Regions from separate parts of the Homo sapiens genome. Here region 2 is linked to region 1. The links are chromatin contacts, found by Hi-C or POLR2A ChIA-PET in ENCODE. All regions are on one chromosome and are shown on one strand. Each heading gives the region's core, a stretch centred on a gene start or an enhancer-like site at or near the end of the contact. The rest is flanking DNA. Distances are from core to core; before and after follow the strand shown. Region 1 holds the start of ZNF503-AS2 (ZNF503 antisense RNA 2). Region 2 overlaps LRMDA (leucine rich melanocyte differentiation associated).

What was found. A loop is a pair of places that touch in the nucleus more often than their neighbours do. ChIA-PET counts read pairs that join two places held with the same protein, here RNA polymerase II (POLR2A). Pooled maps may share reads with other maps.
Region 2: a map of heart right ventricle shows a loop between it and region 1 (4-fold over the local background). The contact joins the enhancer-like site here to the promoter of ZNF503-AS2 in region 1. A Hi-C loop is called at or near these places in 63 of 168 maps with a recorded cell type or tissue (A673, CD14-positive monocyte, Caco-2 and 37 more), 25 of 37 single-sample maps with no recorded cell type and 45 of 50 pooled maps. POLR2A ChIA-PET finds 5 or more read pairs at or near these places in 5 of 52 experiments (AG04449, AG04450, BJ and 2 more).

Annotation. Positions count from the first base shown.
Region 1 is chr10:75,397,557-75,404,449 of GRCh38, reverse strand. It overlaps ZNF503-AS2 (ZNF503 antisense RNA 2), which reads right to left and starts at 2,922. Exons shown (of 2, transcript NR_024421.1): 1 at 2,189-2,922. It overlaps ZNF503 (zinc finger protein 503), which reads left to right and starts at 2,686. Exons shown (of 2, transcript NM_032772.6): 1 at 2,686-3,345; 2 at 4,076-6,620. The coding sequence starts at 3,031. The coding sequence ends at 5,701. LOC124902461 reads right to left here. Exons shown (of 1, transcript XM_047426122.1): 1 at 6,193-6,893. RefSeq lists an enhancer at 3,184-3,684.
Region 2 is chr10:76,555,074-76,561,966 of GRCh38, reverse strand. It overlaps LRMDA (leucine rich melanocyte differentiation associated), which reads right to left. Exons shown (of 7, transcript NM_001305581.2): 7 at 1,799-4,758. The coding sequence ends at 4,679. Among named protein-coding and RNA genes, the nearest start is that of KCNMA1-AS1, 330 kb to the left of the region's middle. Within about 2 kb of position 3,171, at least 7 of the 41 ENCODE cell types and tissues checked have a DNase peak (open chromatin) inside an H3K27ac peak, as active enhancers do; they include IMR-90, ascending aorta, ovary and 1 more, where a contact is called at or near this core.

The DNA.
Region 1 (6,893 bases), core at 1,673-4,172:
CACATGGACACACCCGAAGGATAAGAGTGCTTCACAGACGCGCTGCCCCGCAGAGACAGCGTAGGACTGTCCCGCCCTCCGAAACGCGCACCTGGGACTTGCTCCCCGGAGACCAGACAACCGCCTCCCTCAGCGTGGGGCCTCGCCACCCGCTCGCCGACTCACCTCCCTCAGATGTCGCACGGACACTACAAACCCCCTTGAATGCAGGTGTGCTCTTACACGCTCACACTGACAAACACCAGCCCCAAGCACACACCGCCTCACTCCCCTCTTCTCTCCAAATGAGCTTCAGTCAAGTTACCATTTCATAAAGTTTACCAACCCAAAGAATCAAGGGATAAAATCCAAACGCAGAAAAAGAATGCCTAGGAGCAAATTCTAAAACTCACCCCGGAAAGTTCTCGGTACCCGTGCGGAGTGGGAGACAGAGAAAGAAGCCGGGGAGGGGAGTCAGGTGGGGGAGGGGAGTGAGATGGGCCAAGAGGAGAGGGCGAGCATACCAAGGGCAGTTCCAGACCCGACCCCCGCGCGCACCCGGCTCAGCCCCAGGTGCGCGCCGGTCGAAACCGGGTCTCCAGGCTCGGCCCCCGCCCCCCACGCGGGCACAGACTGGCTCCCGACTCCCAGAGCTCCCAGCCCCACCATTTATCAAAAGGACTTGACAACAAAAGAAGAGCCGGGGCGGAAAAGCGGAGGAGGGGAGATTCAAAGTCTTCTAAGTCGTTCCGAGGAAGGGGGTGTGTCCTCCTCCCCACCCCCTCTAATTTCTGCGAGTTCCTGGAGGAGACCCTCGAACCCGCTCCGGACGCTATCAGAGCCCCGATAACTCACGCAGCGCCACAGGCATGCATACACACTGGGCATCCAGGTCCAGGTACCCGGTGGCACGCACAGCGCCTCCCCTTTTCTTCCCAAACAACCCGAGTGACGGTGCAAATCGAGGGGAACGCGGCAGTCCCGCTCCGCTTCCCTGGAAGAACCCGCGTTCCCACAGGCAGCCGCCCCCTCCCTCTCTCGCTCCTTCCCTCGGCTCTCCTAGCGCAGCTCATTCCGACTCGGCGTTCCAATAAATTCGAGAGAGCAGCCCCGAGTTACCCTGGCTCCCCAGCCTGCGGGGATGGCGGCAGGTGGGAGAAGGTCGGGGAGGGGGCATGAGTGAGCCTGAGATGTTTCTTCCCCCATACACCCATGGCCAGGCCTCTTCTTCGCAGCCTCTTAGCCCTGCTTACGACCCGAGGGGGTCAAAGAATTGAGGCGAGGTTTGCCCCACCATTGACCTCCAGGACTAGAAGTTCCTTGGTGGTGTGGCTCTTAGAAGTCTCCGAGTTTGGGGTTAGGGAACTACAGAGGGTGGCAGCCTGACCTCCGCACGCAACACGCCCCGCGAGGACTCGCGGCGGCGGGGTGGGGTGGCGGGAAATCTCCCGTGTTAGAAGTTGCCGCCGCTGGTCTCGGGTACCCGGAGCCGCGCCCGAACTCCGCGACCCCAACAGACCGAGGCTCCCAGAGGTGGAAGGGCGTCTCTCCGACACCGAGAGGGCAGGCGCACACTCCAGGCCTGCGCGCCCCTCTCGGCGCCCTGGGCGCACCTGCGCACTTTACTCTCGCTATTCATTTTCCTGACACCGTGCGCCTCTTTCATTCTTTTTCTTAGAGCCCCCACCCCACCCCCATCCCAGGAGGCCGCTCCTCTTTTCCCCTCCTCCAGTTCCCTCTCAATCTCCTCCTTCCTCTCCGTCTCTCTCTCCCTCTCTCTTTTTCCCTTCAAGTCGCACCCGCCTTGTAATCAGCAACAAAAGCTGACATAAATCACGGGAGGATTGACAAGAGCTGACAAATAACTGATTGATTGCGGTCGAGGAACATTGACAATTGATGGAGGGGTGGAGATGCCCAAAGAAGGGGGGGAGGGAGGAAAACAGGGTGGGAGAGTAAGAATGGGGGGTTGGGGGACAGACTGAGGGTGAAACAGAGGAAACATGTGACCCCCGCTGCTGCCCCAATCTACGCGTCCCCGGGCGTCACGTGGCCGGGAAGGGCGGAGAGCCCAGCGCTCCTCGCGGTGTTGAGCCGCCGCCGCTGCGACTGCCCATCTAGCTTCTGGTTTCTCCGCCGCGGAATCTGAGGAAATTAGAGCGGGCGGGCGGGCTTCTTCCAGCTCCGGCTCCCCACCTTGCCTTCTTACCCTGGTGGCTGCGCTGCGCCGCGCGGGATCTCGATTACTGCGAAGGAAAAAACACTGGGTGTGCAGGTTCCCTTCGCCCCTGGAGTTGACAGTCCGGCCGGTGTCCACACTCCCACCGGTGCTCCTTCTGGACACCCCCCGCAGTCTGTTCCTCACGCGCACCCCCCTTCAAAAGAAGGTTTCAGTTTATTTTCGAGCTGGGGAAAGGAAGAACGACGAGGAGGAAAAAAGAGGGAGGCGGCGGATGGCAAACGTAGAATAAATGTCCATCTCGTCCTCCCAGCGAAATCGAGGGAGGGGACACACAGGGGGGCGGCGAAGAGGGAGCTGCCCATTAAAACCGGCACTGAGAGTCCTGGCAGCGGCGGCGGCGGCGGCGCGGGACGCGTCACATCCCCTTGACCCTCCAATCACCTCGGGCTCCCATTTGATTGGAAGGCGGCAAAGGCTTTAATCTCCCCCTTGGTGCAGCTGCTTTTGAAGTGAGTTTCCTCGCCAGAGCCCCGGCTGGACACGCAGCGGCTCGCATCGCAGAGCGCAGCGCCGGCGCGGGGCCGCGAGAACGCAGCGCAGGGGAGCAGCCCGAGGCGGACACCGCGAGCCGCCCGGCACTCCCGCAGTCCAGCCGGCTCCTCTAGCCCGGCCACGGCTCCGCTGCGGGCCACCCAGGATTACTCGCGTCTGGCTCCAGGCGCCGAGAAGGCGCGCTGGGCGCCCGTGGCCGCCGCGCCAGCTCCTCCTCCTCCCGCTGCTCCTGCTCCCGGGGCGAGCGCGCAGCCCCGAGCCCGCCCCGCGCCTCCCGGAGCCCTCCCCCCCGCTGCTCCCATGCGCGCGGGTGGGTCATGAGCACAGCGCCCTCGCTTTCTGCCCTAAGAAGCAGTAAGCACAGCGGCGGCGGCGGCGGCGGAGGCGGAGGCGGCGGTGCAGACCCTGCCTGGACCAGCGCGCTCTCTGGAAATAGCTCCGGCCCCGGCCCAGGCTCGTCCCCGGCCGGCAGCACCAAGCCTTTTGTGCACGCCGTGCCCCCCTCTGACCCCCTGCGCCAGGCCAACCGCCTGCCAATCAAGGTGCTGAAGATGCTGACGGCACGAACTGGCCACATTTTGCACCCCGAGTACCTGCAGCCCCTGCCTTCCACGCCGGTCAGCCCCATCGAGGTAAGGACCCTCTCTCTGGATCGCACTGGGACCACTACCCTGGCTGCCACCCTAGGGCTTTCTTTTTCTCGGGATCTGGGCGGAGGTGGGGGGGTCGGAGTGATTCAGCTCCCGAATGGGGGAAGAGGCTACTGCTTCCGTACCTCAAAACTAGGGCGGAAAAGGGGGAGGAAGTGGAATGGGGCGTGCATGCTAGGGAGCAAGGCTGCCAATACTTGTTTCTCCTTTCGATATGAAAGCCCCTACCCCGACCCAGGCCCCTTCACTCGGCACCGAAGGCAGGCGGAGGTCTGAAATACGGTTCCAAAGTCGCCGTCCTTCGTATCCGCAGAAGCCAGTGTGTGCACACAGCCTCTGAGGCGCCAGCCGCCCGAGCCCTTACTCTGAAGAATTAAGGAGTGTTTGTGGGGAGGGGGTACAGTTCTGGGTCTAGGAACCGAAAACCAAAACATTTTGCTCTTTAAAAATCTAGTTAGCGCTCAGAGAGGGCAGGAAAGATGCTGCTGGGGGTGGTGGTTGGGCGGGGGGAGCAATCTGCTGCCTTTCCCAACGGCGAGAATGTTTGTGAGTGGGTGTTGAAGAGGGGGTGCCGCCTAGAATTGCGCCTTGGGGCTGGGAGGATCTTCGTGGGCTGTTGCGGAGAGGCATTTGAACCCCAGAAGCCAGGATTCTAAAGGGTTTCCACTTCTTTCTCTGTGTGACGCTCCCCCCCCATCGTCTGACCCCGCAGCTCGATGCCAAGAAGAGCCCGCTGGCGCTGTTGGCGCAAACATGTTCGCAGATCGGGAAGCCCGACCCCTCGCCCTCCTCCAAACTCTCCTCGGTTGCCTCCAACGGGGGCGGCGCGGGCGGTGCCGGCGGCGGTGCTGCGGGCGACAAGGACACCAAATCGGGCCCCCTGAAGCTGAGCGACATCGGCGTGGAGGACAAGTCGAGTTTCAAGCCGTACTCCAAACCCGGCTCGGATAAGAAGGAGCCGGGAGGCGGCGGTGGAGGCGGTGGCGGTGGCGGGGGCGGCGGCGGGGGTGTTTCGTCGGAGAAGTCGGGATTCCGGGTACCGAGCGCCACCTGCCAGCCATTCACGCCCAGGACAGGCAGCCCGAGCTCCAGCGCCTCGGCCTGCTCGCCGGGAGGTATGCTGTCCTCGGCCGGGGGTGCCCCGGAGGGCAAGGACGACAAGAAAGACACCGACGTGGGCGGCGGTGGCAAGGGCACCGGGGGCGCCTCGGCCGAAGGGGGACCCACGGGGCTGGCACACGGCCGGATTAGCTGCGGCGGCGGGATTAATGTGGATGTGAACCAGCATCCGGATGGGGGCCCGGGAGGCAAGGCTCTGGGCTCGGACTGCGGCGGTTCATCGGGCTCCAGCTCCGGCTCCGGCCCCAGCGCGCCCACCTCCTCCTCAGTGTTGGGCTCTGGGCTGGTGGCTCCCGTGTCACCCTACAAGCCGGGCCAGACAGTGTTCCCTCTGCCTCCCGCGGGTATGACCTACCCAGGCAGCCTGGCCGGGGCCTACGCCGGCTACCCGCCCCAGTTCCTGCCACACGGCGTGGCACTTGACCCCACCAAGCCGGGCAGCCTGGTGGGGGCGCAGCTGGCGGCGGCCGCGGCCGGGTCTCTGGGCTGCAGTAAGCCGGCCGGCTCCAGCCCTTTGGCCGGAGCGTCTCCGCCGTCCGTGATGACAGCCAGTTTGTGCCGGGACCCTTACTGCCTCAGCTACCACTGCGCTAGCCACCTGGCAGGGGCGGCGGCCGCCAGCGCTTCTTGCGCACATGATCCGGCTGCTGCGGCTGCGGCGCTGAAGTCCGGATACCCGCTGGTGTACCCCACGCACCCGCTGCACGGTGTGCACTCCTCGCTAACGGCCGCCGCGGCTGCTGGCGCCACACCGCCCTCCCTGGCCGGCCACCCCCTCTACCCCTACGGCTTTATGCTCCCTAACGACCCACTCCCCCACATCTGCAACTGGGTGTCGGCCAACGGGCCGTGCGACAAGCGCTTCGCCACGTCCGAAGAGCTGCTGAGCCACTTGCGGACCCATACGGCATTTCCCGGGACAGACAAACTGCTGTCGGGCTACCCCAGCTCGTCGTCTCTGGCCAGCGCTGCCGCGGCCGCCATGGCTTGCCACATGCACATCCCCACCTCGGGCGCACCGGGCAGCCCTGGGACGCTGGCGCTGCGCAGCCCCCACCACGCGCTGGGACTCAGCAGCCGCTACCACCCCTACTCCAAGAGCCCGCTTCCCACGCCTGGCGCCCCCGTGCCGGTGCCCGCCGCCACCGGACCGTACTACTCCCCCTACGCCCTCTACGGACAGAGACTGACCACCGCCTCGGCGCTGGGGTATCAGTGAGGGCGGCCGGGAGGGCGAGCGAGGGAGAGGAGGGAGAGGGGGAGGGGAGGAGTCCAGGGAGAGGCGGGATCACGGCCCAGGCTGCTGACACCCGCGCGTGGGGAGGACTCGGGCCACGAAAGGAAAGAAATGTATACCGTATCTATCTACCCGACAGCAGCGACCGAGACCCGGTGGGACACTCCCCTTCTCCCCACTTTCACCTCCCCACCCAAACTTTATAAAAGTTGAAAAAATATCATTTGACTTTTTATAGAAAAAAAAAGGAAAAAATAATTGAGAAAGTGTTCATCTGAGGACTGCATCGGTGGACACTGGTATTTATTTATGTTAGCTCCAAGCGGACCGGTGGTTCAAAAGTGCATTATTTAGTTTGAGCTCTGTAGGTAAAAAGGAGGTGGGAAAAATTTTAAAACTTGAGGGTAAAAATGTGGAAAACAAACCCTCCCATCCCTTGTAGATTATAAATAAAAGCAAAACCGCCACAGAACTAGAGGTCTTCTCTTTAATGTTACTTTAAAATTGCTATGATTGTATTGTACGTTATTTAATGTCTGATTGAAACACAAATTTACATGCATGTTTGTTACAAAAAAAATGAAAAAAAAAGTCACAATTTGTCAGCTCTGATTTCAAATTGCAATTATTTTTAAGGTGTATACCATCGAAGAGAATGGGTATTTTTTTGTATGTATTCTGGAAGAAAACAACAAAAAAAAAAAGAAAAAGAAAAAATTCTATTCCAAAACCTCATTTGCCTTATTTTGTTCTTTAAAAGGAACACTTAACTATTTTTAATTTTTAAGTCCACCCGCTGAGAAGGGGACAAGGTTTACGTCATGTACTAAAATAATAGACAATGTATCGCTTTAAAGATTAAAATTCCGTATATTTGATGTATTAAAGGGTTTTACTTCTTCTTCTTATCTTTTTTATTTTGGTTAAAGAGAGCATGGCAGTTTCGGCCGCAGTGGGTTCCGGGGCCTCACTGCTACTCCTTCTTCCCGGGACCGTGGCTGAATTTCCGATCGCTTTGTTGTGATTTTCTGGGAGGCAAAGGCGTCGGAAGGGGCTACCAGCCGCGAAGTTGGCCTTGGGGAACATATTTTTAGAGGATATTTCACCATTTGGAAAATAGTGTCCTCCGCTATCTATCATTTCGTTTTTATTTCAATTTTCTCTTGGCAGCTGG
Region 2 (6,893 bases), core at 1,922-4,421, 1.2 Mb before region 1:
GACTTTTTCCCTCTCATCACAAACACCTAAATTGGAAAGTTCCTGTCTAAAGGAAATTATCCCAGAGTTTTAAAATTCATTCCTATTTATAACATTGAGAGAACTATTCCAATACAAAGAAGGAAAAGTTGACTTAAAGTAATTGATGTGACAAAATATAAACATTATTTCTAGAATATTCTGCATGTTAATCCAGGTAATCCACTTGAACTAAGATGTTATTCACACTTCCTATGAGCTAAGTTCTCATTCGCTGCCTGCATGCCAATAACAGTTAAATCCTATTGCCAGCATCTTCTGCCCCATATACAGGCACTCGTCTTTTTCTTTAAATATTTTTGTTTTTTTTATGTTATCTTGTCAAGGTGTCCATCTACCTCTGAACTTGATGAATATACGAAGACTTCCCATGACCACAGAACTATTTTCTCTTTCATATGACTGCCCAGATCATAAGTTTACCTTGTATTTTTTAGCCACTCCAGAGCTGAGGCACTTGCCTTAGGATGCTGAGTTTGTAGAATATTAGGTACCAGCCACAGTCATCTCTGTCCATATGCAGCCACCACGATCATTTGTTCCCACAGTGCTCCATGAACCATCTTTTCCACACTGTTTCATTGTGTTGGGCAGAAAATCTTGTAAAACATTAAATTGGTGGACACTCATTTACATGAAAGATGACTCAATTTTGAGGATAAAATATCCCTAAACATCACTGTAGTGCTGAATATCAGCAAACCTTTTAACTGGCAGAAAACTATCTTTTCCCTTTCCTTCTCAACTTACTCCTATCCATGAAGATGCCACATTTTAATTCTGCTGCATTCTGTCTCTTGGCATAATCCCATTTATTGCCATTTATATCATTCCTACTATAGCAACTCTCCCCCATACACATTCCATACTTAGAATTTCCCCTACTGTTTCTTAGCAAAATTCCCTTGTCCCAGGTTGGTTGTTCTCTGGGCCACATTCCAAGATACTCTAGAAGAATTAGCATGTGCTTATATGATAATATGCACAAATAACACAATTTATGACCTATCCCAACCACAAAGTGACAAATTAACACTTAGCATTATAATTACCCAAAGGATGGGAACTCCCAATGCTGGGAAATTTCAGGTAGACTTGTAGGAAGACAATATTTTGAACAGTGGTTGTGGCTTTCAATGTTCTTTGGGTCATTTGAGGGGTTGCTGATGCATTAGAAGAAGTAATACACAACACTGTACCACAAGCCGATGGTCCAGTTGTCATATAAACAGGTAATCAACATTCTTTGTGCTTCTCTGGTGTCATTTTCCTTTCCAGGTCTTACTCATAACAGTCAGTTTCCTGCATGGTATTTGAACAACTTAGAGAGAATCGAGTAATGGTAGCGCCCTTCTTCAGTGAAGGTTTCTTCCTGGAAACAGAACCGGAAGAAGCAAGTGGTCAAAGGTCACATTGGATCAGCTACAATGATGGACAGCAGGGAAGAGTCTCAATGGGTACTATTGTGTCCACGCTGGGCATTACCTGTGTTGCAGCCACACAGACCTGATTTAGGCTGCCCTTGCAAGTAGCAAGTACTAAACACCATTATTGTTTTGATGAAAAGGGTCCTGTGGATTGTTTTTGGTCTGCATGTTAACAAAGAAAAGAAGAAAGACAGCCAGGTTATTTCTTGAAAACAGCAAGAAAGACATTTTTCCCTTGAAAATGTACAAGATACATCTCCGCTGGAAACACACACATGCACACACACACACACACACACACAAACAAATGAAAAATCCTTTCATCCAGAATCTGTGGTTTGCTTTCTTTTATTCCTTAGTATACATGAGTATGTGAAAACACACAACACTCAGACATGCAGCCTGATCAAGTGATAATCTCTTATAATGTGCTTCTATTTAAAGCAACAAACAGATGGAGGGTTTATGAGTGAGGCTGGTAAAAGTAAAAGCAAATGACTGCAATAGTTGTACTTTTAATAGGATTCCCCACAATCCAAGACATTATTCCCTGAGGAACAAATTGTTCTTTAAAATTATGTTACTTAGGAAAGAGACAGTCGTCCTGACATTGCTGAGGCAACAGAGAGCTGCAGGACAGCCTTGAATTGCCGAGGTCTCTCCACTCAAGTCAGTGTCCTAGGGGAGGAAAGACAGTGATGTCAGGCACCACAATCCCCAAAGAACAAGCTCAGTGGAATAGGATAAAAGGAAGAAAGACCAAAGGGTAAAGGGGGTACAAAACATGTCTGGGCCCTGATTGAATTTATTACTTTCTACTTCTCAACTTTGAAAAACAAGGTTTGGGAAATTCCTACAGATTTAGGATAAACATGCAACATGGGTTCTACCTCTGCCAATTCAGACCAAAGTCTAGCTCTAGCACAGCAAATTTTGGTTAACACACAGTGGAACTGTAACCAACCCAGCACTTCATTATCACTATCCCTGCTTAAGAGAAACAAAGCTGACTATAATTCTATCAATAAGATGAATATACCTTAGTGATGGCCTTTAGGTAATTTATAATTAAAGCTAATCTTAATTAAAGTTATTACACCATTCTGGAAGAAAATAAACAACCCAAAGAGAGGGAAACAATGTGGTCAATAACTCACTCCAAAAATATGTTTTGCCTCCAAAGCTCACATTGAGGGAGACATTCCTGCGCATGATACAAATGGTTCTGACATTAAAAAAAGTAAACAAGTAAGAAAAATAAAGATGGAAAAATTCTGTGGTCAGTTCACAAGTGCTTTTTTATTGTTTGAGGCAGGGTTAAAGCCTTTTATAAAGACAAGGATATATGTGTGGCTAGATTGGATATGACATCTGACTCGTCTAGCTGCCCTTGCACAGAATTCTGGCTGCCCATATTATGCCAGGGAGAAAACATGTGTTGATGCTTCTAAACAATGACCCAGGGTGGGACCAAATGCAGATAATTTAAAGCATTTTTCCAGTGCTGTTTTGTAGATCAAACAGAGAAAAGGTACTCAAATCCAGTTACTAATGGATTTGAGAGATAAATGCAAACATTCAACATTCTCCAATTTTTCATGGTTTTGAGGATTTTAATGTTAACTTGTCTAAAGAACTGATTAACAAAGGTTGTGTAATCTCAAACAGGGACTCCTGCCAGCCTCAATACATGTCATTCAAGGCCTGTGTTGACTCAGTGGGCCAGAGGCTATGTAAACGGGCTAGAGCTGAGAAAGTAGGTTCTCCTTGGGCAGCTTAGGGATTCTGAGTCCCCATAGTTTTACAATAGCAGCTCCTAGTCCCTCAGTATCTATAACTTGGAGGGATTCTCTTTCAGGTTTTGCTGTCATCAAACTGACCTAATACTGGGAGGACAATGAACACTTGGTCTAAATGGAAGAAGCAGAAAAATAAACACTATCGTGTCAAGAACAATCAATCAACCTTTTGAACATCTTCTAGAGTGATTTGACTGGTGCACCAGCAAGTTAGATAAACTTTGAGTCACCCAACTAGCAATGATCACACTTATGTTCCTTGTGACATTAGTGCTAGTGCACAGCCAAGCATACAGGAAGACAGAGCACTGTCTCACAACCTGTGGATTTGATTTCTGAGAGGTCATGACAAAGATGCAAAATCCAAAAGGTTTGTGCCTTCTATAAAAACTCTTTGGTCTGGTGGGTGTTTTCAACAGTCTTAATTTTGTTTTTTAACCTCCTGACCCTTCACTCTATCTTTCATCACCTCACTCCCTTTAAATAGCACCCAAAGGAGCAAGCCAGCCCCACGCACAAGTATGGCCACAGGCATCACTGGAAGTGTGTACGGTTAAAAATAAATTAATAAATAAGAGTCCCTGGTGCAACCAAACCCTCATGCTGAGAAAGATGCCTTATGCCTTACACTGCATCATATTCAGGGCAAGAAGTGGATTTAGAGTTGAATGAAACAAGATAAAAGTCCACGCTTTTGTAGTCAGGGATTTAGGGAAAGCTATTTACGCCAATAAAGGGATTGTAGCAACATGAAGCCAGCCATAAATGTATGACCTGGCTGGGAAGTTATACCTTGTTCTCCGAAAAACTGCAAACTGAAATGCACCACCTGTCATAAAATCGATGCTAAAGGAAGGTGGAGGGGAAGAGACGGGAGCTATGTATATGCAGAATACAGGACGTTAAGATTTAAAAGGAGTGAGGGAGAATGGCCATCCCCTAAACTGTGACTATTTCACTAAAAATAAGCCCACAGCACGATGGTATCAGAGGGATTTCAATTCAATAGGCGAGCTGAGGACAGTCTTTCTCACTTGACTGCAGCCACTGAGCATGTCCAGGGAGGCCCCAGGTGTGACCTCTGCTCCCCTGTGAGCAGTGGCAGGACCAGGCAATCTATCATGGTGTTCATGCTGTCAGCCCTGTTGCTTTGCCACCGCTGTCTGTCACCCTGGTGGATGAGACCTGCTTAAGGGCAATCATGTCAATCTCTATGTGACCACTCAGTCTAAGGCAGAAGGATCATCTTGACAGGCCTGGCAAAGTCAGCGGAAGGTACCAAAAGCTGAAGTCATAGCTTTTCCCAAAGAGAGGCAATGTGGGCTATTGTTTTTTCTTTAGCGTTTTCTTTATTTTTGATTTCCCTTTTGATTTTATTTTCATGAAATGGGTGAAGGTATACAGAAGTTGGCTTCAGAGCTGGTCATCTCGGATAAACCTGTTGCCCTCTGAGTTTTTCCCATAGTAAACGTAGCGACACTTCCCCAGGACACCTGCAAATAAAAAGACACACATCATTACAGGTGGCACACTTAGCATAGCAGGGAAACACAGGTGCTGAAAAGCAGACATGCAAGATAATCATAGATCCAATGGGCAGCAGAAAGTGGATGAAGCTCCAGAAGGGAAGAACTCTCCCTTTTTGTCCTCACAGACAAGAAGATTCTGTCAACCTCAGAGTTGACATTGAAATAAAATGTCACTACAAGTATAGGCTCCTAGGAATATCACTTTCTGCATGACTTCTCTTCCACATGCTAGGTACTTTTCTAATTTGGCCAATTACTCCCCAGAATGTAGCCTCTCCTCACGCCAGTTTCCCTTAGTAGAGTTTCAAAGAATGGAAAATTAAGAGTTTAAAGATGAACCCAGCCCAAGTAAAAGATGTAGAACAATCTTCCCAGAATGTGACTATTTTGATACCCTTTATCATGAAGCAATGTTGTTGACTTCCAGAGAGAATATTCCAAATTCTGGCAGGCACCAGGCATTGAGCACATATGGGATGATTAAGGAAGAGAGGTGGTGTTGACAAAATACCATATGAATGGCCGGGCGTGGTGGCTCACGCCTGTAATCCCAGCACTTTGGGAGGCCGAGGCAGGTGGATCACAAGGTCAGGAGATCGAGACCATCTTGTCTAACATGATGAAACTCCGTCTCTACTAAAAATATTAAAAAAATTAGCTGGGCGTGGTGGCAGGTGCCTGTAGTCCCAGCTACTCGGGAGGCTGAGGCAGGAGAATGGCGTGAACCCGGGAGGTGGAGCTTGCAGTGAGCCGAGATCGCGCCAGTGCACTCCAGCCTGGGCGACAGGGAGAGACACCGTCTCAAAAAAACAAAAAAACAAAAACAAAAAAAAACACCACATGGACAGGAACAAGAGCCTCCCATTAAATGGCTTCTTACAGGAATCCTGAACTCTCTTTCTCTGGTCAGAATGCATTTGATTTCCATTTTCAGTTTTACTTTAAGTAACTCTGTGGCTCCGTATAAGGCTCTCCTCTCATTCAAGGAGATTGTAGGAGACTTAACAATGAAAAATGCCCCTACAATAGGGTTGAACTTTTTAATCAACTCATTATTTATTCTAAATGCCCATAAGAAATCACTTCCATAGTTATTATGAAAGCTCTGTAGGATTATCAAGGAAAAATCTGTTTTGTTTTTGCCACCTGCATTTTTATTTTCTTCTATTTTTAGAAAAACCTATTTTAAATTCAGTTGGACAGAGTTGTCTTAGCGCTAATCGGACTTGAGTCTCTGAACTGTACACAACTAGAAAAAAACAAAGAAAGGAAATGTCCATAAGACAGTCATTCAATAGCCACAAATCTGCCTGTGAAAATAGCTACCTAGGGACATGATGATTTTTTTTTCCATCAGTGTGATAGTGTGAAACCAACAAGCCCATTTTTTTTTTTTTTTTTTTTTTGGTTAATTTGTGATAAATTAGCACTTGAAATTAACCAGGTTCTTCACATCAGAAGTTCTAAGTAGTAAATATTTTTGCAACTGTAAAAGAGATGTTTCTCCACTACAAAACTTCAAACCTTATTCTTACATAAGGATCAAAATGACTTTTAGAAACTTTTAAGGACAGAGCAGATGCTCCCTGGTTTGGATGGCTTGGAACAAAGCTAGAAATTGCTGGGGTCAAATAGTCTATCAGAGTTGGCAATGGAGAGAGGGTGACATTGTTCCACGGCCTCAAAGCTGGCCTTGGGCTCACTCTCATTAGTTTTACTTCCTGCCATGTTCCCATGAGTAAGTTTACTGTGGCTCATTCCTCCTCCTTGGTCATGCTTTCTCCTTGGCCCCTAATCCCCAATTTCTGGTTTTCAGTATTGGTCTGGTGCCTGGAAACTTTGAGCTTGGATGGAACCTCACTGAGACCCTTCTTGGGACCTAAATTATTCTTTTAGTTGTTGGCATTGAGCTGTTTCCTTTATCGTGCTGAATTATGTAGCCATCAGCATTGTACTAATATTGTCACCCATGCCAGGATCCTGCTGGTCTGTGGGCTTGGCTGATCAGGCTCTGCTCCAGGAATAGCATCCACTACAGGCCTGGGTGGGAGTGCCTCAGTTCTGCCAGGTATCCACAGAGGGCTTCCTTAAACATAATT